Regions from separate parts of the Homo sapiens genome. Here region 2 is linked to region 1. Evidence: chromatin loops called from intact Hi-C (ENCODE). Cell type or tissue: B cell. All regions are shown on one strand. Each heading gives the region's core, and the rest is flanking DNA. Links, peaks and the distances in the headings are about the cores only.

Region 1 (5,371 bases), core at 104-5,103:
AACACTAGTAAATAGTAAACACTAGTAAATAGTAAATGAAAATTTACTTTTGAAACAACAAATCTCAACCATATGAATGAAGTCAGAATAAGCTCTTTCTCTTTGGGAAGAGGGTGGTGCCCTTGCTTTGTGGGTGCCTATATCAGCCAGGGTACTGGCACACTCAATAATTTAACTGAAGAGAATTTAATGACTATTTGCAGAGACGAAACTAGCCATGGGTGAGGAGGCACCTAAAGACTAGCAATAGCACTGGGCACAGTAGCTCATGCCTGTAATCCCAGCACTTTGGGAGGCCGAGGCGGGTGGATCACCTGAGGTCAGGAGTTCGAGAGCAGCCTGACCAACATGGTAAAACCCCATCTCTACTAAAAATACAAAATTAGCCGGGCGTGGTGGCACATACCTGTAATCCCAGCTACCAGGGAAGCTGAGGCAGGAGAATCGCTTGAACCCAGGAGGCAGAGGTTGCAGTGAGCATAGATCACACCACTGCATGGCAGCCTGGGGGACAGAGCAAGACCCTGTCTCAAAAAAAAAAAAAAAAAAAAAAGACTAGCAACAGCAGGAAACTGTTGCCACCCCTGGCCTGAAGGTATGGGGAGGGAGCCTGGGGCTGTAGCCATGGAGAAGCAGGCCACAGCCAGAATCTCAGCCTGGTCCATCAGGCCTCGTCCATGTTCTCATCTCCTGCCTCTGAATTTCATTGGCTGAACTCAGCCAGAAGCCAGGGCCCTGGTGATCCCTGAAGATACAGTCCATAGAGCTCAGGCTCCCAGGACAGGGTAGAGAAGAGCCAAGAATGAATCTAGGTGGTGGGAAGGCAAATGGAGAAAAACCGGCATTGAGGGGGGATGCCTCTGCTTTGTAGGCGACTTGTGTATATGATTAGTTTGCCTACTGGGTAATCAAGCACTGAGTGGAACCCTGTAGATGGGAGTTCTAAGTCTCATGTTTTGTATTGTTAGGTATTTGTATGTGCAAGCTTCTTAGAACTGGTGCCACTAATTAGTAGGTCTTGGGTGGGGCAACGGCATCTATGTTTTTAAAAGCTTTCCAAGTAATTTTGATAGGTACCACTTGTTGAGAACCACGGATATAGTCCACCTTCTCATTTTTATAGAGAGGCAAACTAAGGTCTAGAGAAATGAAAAATGCCCTGACTTGGCAAATTTCTGTTTGAGAACTATCCCTCAGGTGATGTTAGAGGGTTTGGCTGGAAAACTGGAATATTTGCACCTTCTACTAGCCCATTTCCTCCATTTTATTCATGAGAAATCTGAAGCTCCAAAGATGGAATGATGTGCTCAATTATACACCACAGTAGTGAGTCATGGAGAAGGAAGCACTAGGACTAAGAATGGCATTTCTAACTCTCAAGCCAGTGTTCTCTCTAGGCAGCACACTTGGTAGAAATGTGTGTGTGTGTGTGTGTGAGTGACAAAGCCCTGGGGCAGCAGTTATAGTCCTTCATTCTGGTAAGGTGCTCTCCCCAAAGCCCCTAACTGGAAAGAAAGAGGAGTAGGCAGAGGTCATTGACCCTTAGAACTCTATGCTGGAGGGGACTGGAGGGGATGGGGGGAAGATCTGGGTGACTCCTGTCCCAAGCCTTGACTCTCACTCTTGTTGTACTGGACTCTGAATCTCTGGTTGCCAATTCTGTCACCAGAAGAGGACTATCACCCCTCTGAATGGGTGTTGGGACTTTAGGGAAAACTGGGTAGGATCCAGAAGGAAAAGGAAGAGACCCATTGTGGGAGGGGCTTACAGGAGACTTCAGCCTGTCGGTCTCTGCCCAAACAGCACAAGGCTCAGGACCAGCACAAGGGCCTGTGTCACCATGCCAGGATGTTTGAAACTCCTTTTTGGCTGCTAATTAGGGCTGGTCACCCCTTTCCCATCAATTCCCAAAGCCTGACACACAGCTACTGCCCTTCTACAGTAGCTTACAGACTACTTGCCCATCCTTTGAGATACAGCTGAAATCTCCATCTCCAGGATTGCTAGACTTAAATTTCCTAAAACCAGCAGCCCTTCCTCTTCCCCAACCTACACATGTCAGAGTTGGGTGGAACCTTAGAACTCACCCGCTCATCTTCTAAGTGAGGAAATCAAGACCAGAGAGGGGAAGTGATTCACCCAATCTAACAGCATGGAAGTGGCAAAACTGGGACTAGATTTCAGTCCATCTGGCCACCTACCTCTCCATGTAATTCCAATGATTCTGAACATGCACCGCTCTGAATGAGCTTGTGTTCCTTTAGTCTACGTAAAATCAACATTAAATCCACTTGGGACGTATTTTTGGCAAAGTTAGCTCACGCTTCTTTGGGTCTGCCTGTCTGTCATTCTTGGGGTGCTCTTGTATGTGTGGCAGTGGTCTCTGAGTTGTAAGAGGTGTGTGCCTACGGCCAATTATCTGTGTTTGTTTCTATATTAGGGTCATGGGTCTACGAGCTGCTGTAGAGTCCCTGTATATGTCTCTTTTCTTACATGGAGCATATATGTCAATTTGTGGTTGTTGGTTTTGGATCTGTGTACTTGTTGAGTGCTTAAGGGTAATTATGATTCTGTATGTGTGATGTATATGCTACGATTATGGGTCCATGGCTGCTGCATACCTATATACGTGCCGCTTTTCAAGTCGAAGGTTGTGTGTTTGCTGATGATTTGGATGTGTGTTTGTACACAGTGAAGGTTGTGAGTCCAATTGCAATCGTATCGGCGTGGACTGCATGTTTAAAGGCTTAAGGGAATCTGTCTTTGCCTTTTGCTCCCGGGTTATGAGAAAATGTATGTGGCTGTGCGTCCAGGACAGCAATGTGTTTGTCTCTCAGCCAAGCTCAGTCCTCACCCAGGCACCGGGGTCACGGTCACGTTCACGTTCCGTGGACGCCTTGGCACGGCCTCCCAAGGGGGCGGGGCCTGGGGGGTATCCGCCTTCTGACCCCTGGGAGATGCCTCCTTTCTCCGAGCAGCAGCCGGGGGCCTGGCCGGCGCCGCCAGCCGGGCCCCGCCCCCCCGGCTCCCGCCCGCTCATTGGCCCTGGCAGCGGTGACGTCACGGGGCTAGCTGACAGAACCCCGGCGCCGGGCGCTCGGGAGGTATTGTCCGTCCCTCCGGGCTTTGTAGAATCGTCGCCGGCTTACCTGGCCGTGGGCGCGTCCTGGCCGCTGCAGCCCGGAGCAGGGTGCCAGCCGCCGCCGCCGCCGCCATGGTGTCCCCGGTCACTGTGGTGAGTGAGCGAGCGAGCGAGCCAGTGCCCGGCGCGGCTGGAGCCCACCGGCCTGGCCACCGGACTTCGGCAGGCCGAGCTGCCGAAGGGGCCGAGGCGGGGCGGGGGTCCCGTGGCGGCCGGAGTCCCGCGGCGGGAGGCGGGCGCTGTCACCGCCCCCCGCTCCTCAGACTCGCGGCGCCCCTCCTCGCGCGCCCCCAGCCCGCCCGCGGAGGGAGGAAAACACTGGCCACGTGACTCGGAAGCGTGACTTTGTTGATCTCCATGTATTTGGCGCGGGTCGGCGGGGTCGCGGCCCGGGAGAGGGAGGGGACCGCTGCCGGCCGCAGAGTTCCGCGTAGGCGGACCACAGGGAGGCGTGGGGGCGGGGGATGCTGGGAGGATAACAGGGACCTCCTGGGAATGCCGTCCCAAGTTTGTTTCCTAACCTTCCTCATTTTGTAAACAAGTTGGCGGACGCCCCTGAGTCTAAGAAGCGCTGATAACGCGCTGGGGGAAAAGGGGGCATTCTCTATGACATCCCCTGCTTTTCAGACTTTCTCAACTTGAACCTTTTGTTTCGTCTCCCCATCCTCCTTATTCTACTACTGGGTTCCCTATAACTGTCAGGGTCTCTCCAGCTACTGCCAGTATCTCCTTCTAGAAAATATGGGGCTGGGAGAGGCCATGGAGCGGAGGTTAATGCTCCCAGGGGCTGGCAGGTGGTTGCTGGGCATTGTGGGCCTGGGCATCCCCTCCAGCCGCCTCCTCTGACCATGCCCCTACCCTGACCAGCCTTAATTTCCATGGGAAGTGGAAGTCATCTCTTCTCACTGCTCTTACCTCTGGCAGAACAAGGAAAGGCTTGGACCCTGGAACCACCCATCCGCCTCTTCCCAATCCTCCTCATCACAGTCTGATCAGTCCTTAGGTACCTGGTCGTCTGGACTCTGAGTGTTTCCCAAGTCCTGTGCTGGGCAGCTCACCTAGCCAGAGACACAATCGCTTTGGGCAGAGTGTGGGTGTACAGGGAACTCCAGCTGCTCCATATCACCCTCAATGGATCTGTTAGCAGCCCAAGGAAAGGAGTTTCAAGGATCACAGATTCAGAACATCGCTGCAGCCCCCTCCCCCAGCTTGGACTCTGCCTGCAGTGGCCTTGGGTACAACCTTTCTTTAGCTGCCCTCTGCTAATCCGGCTGAGACCAAGTCAGCTGCTCTAACTTCCCCCTCTCAGTTCCCCATCTCCCAGCCTGTCTGCTGGCTCCAGATCAGAAGCTGGGAATAGAACCTCTCCCCCCTTTCCTGCCTCTTTCTGGTGTGGCTTGAGTTGCTCTTGTTCTCTGGGAAATGAGGCTGACTGACACACACCCTCCCTTCCCCCAATCCTTGAAATCTTTGGTGTTTGAAGGACAATTTTCTTGCTCCCAACTCATGGGTCCATTTATCTAGCCAGCATCCCTAGCATAGCCCTCCTTGCCCTTGATGCCACCTTCAGGCTGGGGCAGGTGGAGTGGAGGCTGAGGAACAGACTGGTTGAGGAGGAGAGAGGCTGTGGTGGCTGAGGTGATTGCCATTGCCTGCTTTCCCACATTCCTGGCACACACCTGGTGTTGCCAGGGCCCTAAGGCTGCACCCTGGCCCCATGCTGAGGATCACGAGTTGGCCAGTCAGGGTGTCTCTGTGGTTTCCCACTGACTTCACTCCATTCCAGAGTGAACAGCTGGGGGCTGTTGCTGGCAGAGAGGAGGGGCTAAAGGGGCCCTGAGGAGGGAGAAGGAGGGGGCAGGAAGGGAGAAGCACACTAGGCTGCAGAAGGGTGCCCCTCCTAATATACTGAGCCTCAGGGCAGTAATGGGTTTGGCCACAACCTGCTGGCTGGTAGAGGCAGGCCAGGCTGGGTTTCTCTGTGTCAGTCTTCTCAGGTTGGGGGTGGAAGTGAGGTGGGGGTATGGATGGGAGTGTCTCTGGGGTGGATGCCTAGGCTGAGGGTGCTGGCTTTCAACCCCCAAGTTCTGAGTGCTGCCCTTGTCCTGTGTCCTCCAGGTGAAGAGTGAAGGACCCAAACTGGTGCCGTTCTTCAAGGCCACCTGCGTGTATTTTGTGCTCTGGCTGCCCTCATCTAGCCCATCGTGGGTCAGCACCCTCATCAAGTGC
Region 2 (5,339 bases), core at 1-5,000, 110 kb before region 1:
ACCCAGCCCTCATATCTATTTTTTTTCCATAATAATGTCAAGGTTATCCTTGGCCTTCTGCTCTTCTGAATGAATTTTAGAATCAGTTTGAAGTTTCCAAGAAATGCATTGACCCTATAGATAAATTTGGAGAGAACTGACAATCTTCACATCTATGAAACTGGGATATCTATTTAATTAGATTTTTTACTTTCTCCATAGTTGCTTAATTTTTTAATGTACTGATCACTTCTCCATCGATTTTTTCTGCAACAAAATTATTTCTAAGTTTTAAAAAATTTTAAATTCATTTTTTTTTATTTTTTTGAGATGGGGTCTCCCTCTGTTGCCCAGGCTGGAGTGCAGTGGCACGATCTTGGGCCACTGTAACCTCCACCTCCCAGGTTCAAGTGATTCTCCTGCTTCAGCCTCCCGAGTAGATGGGATTACAGGAGCGGGCCACCACGCCTGGCTTATTTTTTTGTATTTTTAGTAGAGATGGGGTTTCACCATGTTGGACAGGCCGATCTCGAACTCCTGGCCGCAGGTGATCTACCCGCCTCGGTCTCCCAAAGTGCTGGAATTACAGACGTGAGCTACCGTGCCTGGCCTTACATTTATTTCTACTTTTTAGAGACACGGTCTCGTTCTGTCTCCCAGGCTGGCAAGCAGTGGCACAATCATAGCTCTCTGCATACTCAAACACCAGGGCTCAAGCTATTCTCCTGCCTCAGCCTCTCAAGTAGCGGGGACTACAGGCATGAGTAACTGTGCCTAGACTAAAATTATTTCTAGATATTAAACAATATTATTTGCAGACTGCAGTGAATGGTCAGGAAACTTCATATATTTGCTGCACTGACTTGTTTCTGATTGGTTTCCTTAATTTATACAGCCAACAAATACTTATTAATAATAAGCTACCCCAGCCTGGCCAATATGACGAAACCTCGTCGCTACTAAAAATACAAAAAAAATTAGCCGGGCTTGGTGGTGGGCGCCTGTAGTCCCAGCTACTCAGGATGCTAAGGCAGGAGAATCGCTTGAACCCAGGAGGCGGAGATGGCAGTGAGCAGAGATCGCGCCACTGCACTTCAACCTGGGTGACAGAGCGAGACTCCGTCTCAAAACAAACAGTAATAATAATAATAAGCTACCTATGTGCCAGACTCTATGCTATGCACTGATGGGGAAAAAAAAATCCTCTACTATTCTACTCTCACCCTTGAAAAAACCATTGTCTCTCTTCTTTTCCTTCATTCCAGTGCCACCAAAAATATGCTCTATGTTTGAATCTTAACTTGAACAATTCTTCCCATCGGACAATCCATCATCCTCTGCACATTAAAACTTGAATGGTTCTTTTAATTTCACATGCTCTGAAGAGGAGACAGAAAGGGTAGCATTATGATACTTCTCTTCCTACAAGATCTGCACCTGTCGCAGTAGATAAATTCATTCAAGTCACTTACATAAACAATTTCAATCTTAGGACTTCAAAACCTCCCACGGGTATGTAAACTGCCCCAACAAAGAAAGAGGCAAGTATAACAAAAATGGCATAAACTATGGTTTCTGCATTAGGAAGTCTTAAGAAGCATTAAGAATTATTTAAGGCCGGGTGCGGTGGTTCATACCTGTAATTCCACCACTTTGGGAGGCTCAGGCGAGTGGATCACTTGAGGTCAAGAGTTCGAGACCAGACTGGCCAACATGGTGAAAACCCATCTCTACTAAAATACAAAAATTAGCCAGGCATGGTGGCACGCGCCTGTAGTCCCAGCTACTTGGGAGGCTGAGGCACGAGAATCGGCTTGAACCCGGGAGGTGGAGGTTGCAGTGAGCCTAGATCGCACCACTGCACTCCAGCCTGGGGGACAGAGCAAGACTCTGTCAAAAAAAAAAACACAAAAAACAAAAAACCACCTTAACTAGGAAACTGGTGAAAACTAGTCTTCTTAACTAGAAAATTGGCGGGGATTCCCTCAGATTGTACACCGGAAACTCAGGCTAGTCAGGTCTCAGAAATATAGGTCAGATTTCTAGGTCGGCCCGCCTACTCCCCAGCCTTCCAACATTAAGATCTCTCCAGGGCCTTCAAGCTCTGTCTTCATCTCTAAATCTACTCAGGTCTTTCATTCACTGCACAGTTACTTAGTACCTATGGTGTTGTCAAACATAGTGGCTAGAGGAAGGGAATACAAAAGCACAATGTCTGCAGTCAAAGGGGCTCACAGCAAGATTACGGTTTGTAAATACATAATTACTCCACAATGTGATAATCGATATCTTTCAAAACAGAAGGGTTGATTCAATCTTACAGGGAGTGACTGAGTTGGGTCTTACAAAGGATGAGCTTTGCAATTCAAGAAAAAAGAAAAAAAAGGCAGACCATTTCAGCAGAGAGAAAGAGAGAAAGGCGTGGTTAGGCGTGTGCTGGGAGCTGTTTGAGGTCAGTGAAGCTGGGGGTATGAGGAGGGCTCGCACCAGGTGGAGGTTGGGAAACCTCAGAGTTGCGGGAGAAATCAGAATCCAGGTCCCCTCAGCCTCCCTGGGGCCGCGCCCCATAGCCGGTTTCAGACCAGCCGCCCCGGCTCCAAGCCCCACTACAAGCCGGGAAACGCAAAACGGAGGCAACCTGGCCAAAGGCAGAGGCACCCCCCGCAAGACCCTGAGGACCCAAACTGGCCCAGCGGACTGCCCGCACCTTGCCAAGCAGCCGTCTCAGGCCCTCGCAGTCGAACTCCATCTCCAGGCCGGTCCCGAGCTAGGTCCCAGGACTCCAGCCCCCGGACCTTCTTCCGGACTTGCTGCAGGACGGAAGCCGCTGAGGACCAAACTTCCCGGCGGTCCAAGGCCCCGCCCCTTCCCAGACTGGAAATTCCACCCGCATTCAACGCCCCGGGCTCAGCCGCGGCTGCGCCCGGAATCCGGGGCCTCTCCTTCGTGACCCCGGAGTGGGCAAGTGACGAGGGCACGGCCAGAAACGCATTGGCGTCAAGGAAACCACGACCCATCTTCCTGGAAGGAAACTTGGGGACACTTATGAAGAGAAGACTAGGAAGGACCGGAGTAGAAGCACTAAAGGAGGTAGAGGCAACACGCGGTGTTCTTGAAGAGTTTCCAGACAGATGTATTAAATTCCACAGTGTATCAGGAAAGAGCAAGACCGAAAATTGCAGTTGAATTTAGGAAGGAGGCGGTAATGGAACTTCAGAAGCAAAATTTCAGGGAGTAGAAAGGAAAAACAAAGTCAGGAGGAGCCTTGCCGGAGAAGCGGAGATAGGACAGCCCCAGCATGAGGGTGGCTTAGCACGGGGAGAGTGGTTGCTTTTTTTATTTTTTTTAGGGGTGCCATAACAATGTTGGTGGTCAAAGAGAGGAGAAATCCAGGTGAACAAATAGTTGGAAAACAAGAGAGGAGGGAGATGGGTGGATAAGGTCATCTGGAGAAGGTGGGTGAAGAAGAGATGCAGGATACAGTAATTTTCTGGCGTTGTTTGATCTCCTTGGCCCATGGCTGACTTACCTGCCCTGTATCCCTGGCCTGAGCCACTGAAGCGAAAAGTCCCAGGAGCTGGATATTGTAATTGTCAAGAGGTTGGACATATAGGAGAGAGATTGTATTTATAGGAAGATCTGAAGGGAGTGCTGCCCTGACTCAGGAGAAGAAGCTGAAAAGCTGGAAGGAACATTCATTCAGAAAGTTTTTGTTGAGCATCTACTACTTGCCAGCTATTTTTCCAGGTCTCAGGATACAGCCGTGAACAAAATACACTCAGATAGCTGATGTCTTAAGGGTGTCATTCCTTTATTAGCAGAGAGAGAGCAAAACAATAAATGTAATAAGTAAATTATTCAGCATGTCAGAAGGTTGATTACGTGTTGTGGAGAATAAATTCTGAAAAGGGTAGGGAGATTGGGGTAGGTCTCACTGAGGGGTGAGGGAGTAAGTGTTACGAATCCGAGTGCAGACAAAGCAGTAGCCTAAGGCATGTGCCCAGGGAGGCTCAACACAGCAAGGAGGCCAGTGTGGCTGGAGTAGAATGAAGTAAGATGGGAGTGGAGACAAGGAGGCTAAGTCAGGGAAATAAGACGGGGGAACAAGTGGTTTAGAGAAGTGAGTCTTCTAGTGTGAGCCCCAGATCTGCAGCCTCAGGTGCTGGGAGTTGTTAGAAATGCAGATGCTAAGACCTCAACCCCAGCTTTATTCAATCACAGGCTCTGGGGTTGGGGACCAGCAATTCTCTTTTAACAATTCTTCCAGATGATTCTGATGGGTGATGAAGTCCAAGAACCACTGTGGGACTTTGTAGACAATTGTAAGGACTCTGGCCTGTCCCTGCCCTCCAGCCAGAGACCATCAGGAACACACCTGTGCTTAAACAAGTTGAGTTCATTATTAATAGTTCTTGCAGTGAGGAAGCAGGTGTTGTGGAGGACCATTGGGACAGCTTGGTGAGGGTGAGAGAACCTATTATAGAATTTGGGCGATTTGCGGGAGGGCTCAAGAAAGCCAGGCTTCACCCTGGATTGGGTGCTGTCAGAAAGCAGGGACATTTCTGTGACTAGGTATCTGAATAAGTATTGTCTATAAGATGGACAGACTAGAGTGAGGATAAAGCTATACCTAGTAAAGAAGCAGCAGTCACTCATAATAGCAGAGAAGGACGTTTGGTATTTCATGGCTTGCACAGTGACCTTGCTCTCTTGTCTCTGCTTAGACACAATTTTGAAATGGCCTTGTTGTTGTGTCCCTTTTTTATAGTCTGACTGACCTTGTCTCATGTTGGTGTTCTGTGAGATTATGTCCCACAGAAGAATAACTGGGCCAAGCTGTGAGCATCAGGCCAGCTTCTAACAACCCTGAAGTCTAGCTGTGTCAGACCAGCTCTCAGATGTCAGGGCCTGCCTCTTCCTTTCTCAGGCTTTTAATCTGGGAGAAAGAGAAAGCCACTGGGAGGTTTCGAACAGAACAGTGACATGATCTGACTGAGCTTTAAAAAAATATTAATAACTCTGCAGTGTTGTGAAGAGGCAGTAGTGTCAGGCAAGAGTAGGCCAGAAGACAAGGTAGGAGGAAGATTACAGAGAAAAGCTGATAGAAGGGCTGTTAAGTGCATCTCAGCCAGATCTAACCAACCTTAAAACAGTAGAACTGCCAGGGGCTCCAAATTCTAATAGATCCTGCCAGAAATCCGTGGTATAAGGAAAAGATACCAGTTAGCAGCAAGGCCAGAGCAAGATTCTTCCATCTTTTATGAAAGAGCCTTTTATGAAAGAGGCCTTCCAACCAAACCAATTCTCTTCTGGTCTAGTCACTATGCACACTTTATGCCAGAGAGAGTGTGAGTGAGTGA

The links. Hi-C counts contacts between places; a loop is a spot of excess contacts. Peaks named below come from ENCODE experiments on the same cell type or tissue, not always from the same donor. Only the 100,000 strongest peaks of a DNase experiment are listed, where the experiment ranks them.
Region 2: it touches region 1 in a loop (10-fold over the local background); 17 of 110 quality-filtered maps call a loop at or near these places.

Annotation. Positions count from the first base shown.
Region 1 is chr11:18,695,673-18,701,043 of GRCh38, forward strand. It overlaps TMEM86A (transmembrane protein 86A), which reads left to right and starts at 3,107. Exons shown (of 3, transcript NM_153347.3): 1 at 3,107-3,235; 2 at 5,261-5,371. The coding sequence starts at 3,215. RefSeq lists an enhancer at 2,814-3,315 and a silencer at 2,909-3,218. In B cell, for the core only: no CTCF peak of the experiment used is centred there; DNase peaks (open chromatin) are centred at 3,009, 4,419 and 4,655; H3K4me3 peaks cover 1,558 bases; H3K27ac peaks cover 390 bases; H3K27me3 peaks cover 1,365 bases.
Region 2 is chr11:18,585,927-18,591,265 of GRCh38, forward strand. It overlaps UEVLD (UEV and lactate/malate dehyrogenase domains), which reads right to left and starts at 2,808. Exons shown (of 12, transcript NM_001040697.4): 1 at 2,687-2,808. The coding sequence starts at 2,728. LOC112268073 (a long non-coding RNA gene) reads right to left here. Exons shown (of 4, transcript XR_002957242.2): 3 at 4,610-4,915; 4 at 4,167-4,354. RefSeq lists enhancers at 1,856-1,965, 2,366-2,515, 2,556-2,615, 2,676-2,970, 2,876-2,925. In B cell, for the core only: no CTCF peak of the experiment used is centred there; DNase peaks (open chromatin) are centred at 2,115 and 2,755; H3K4me3 peaks cover 1,732 bases; H3K27ac peaks cover 1,926 bases.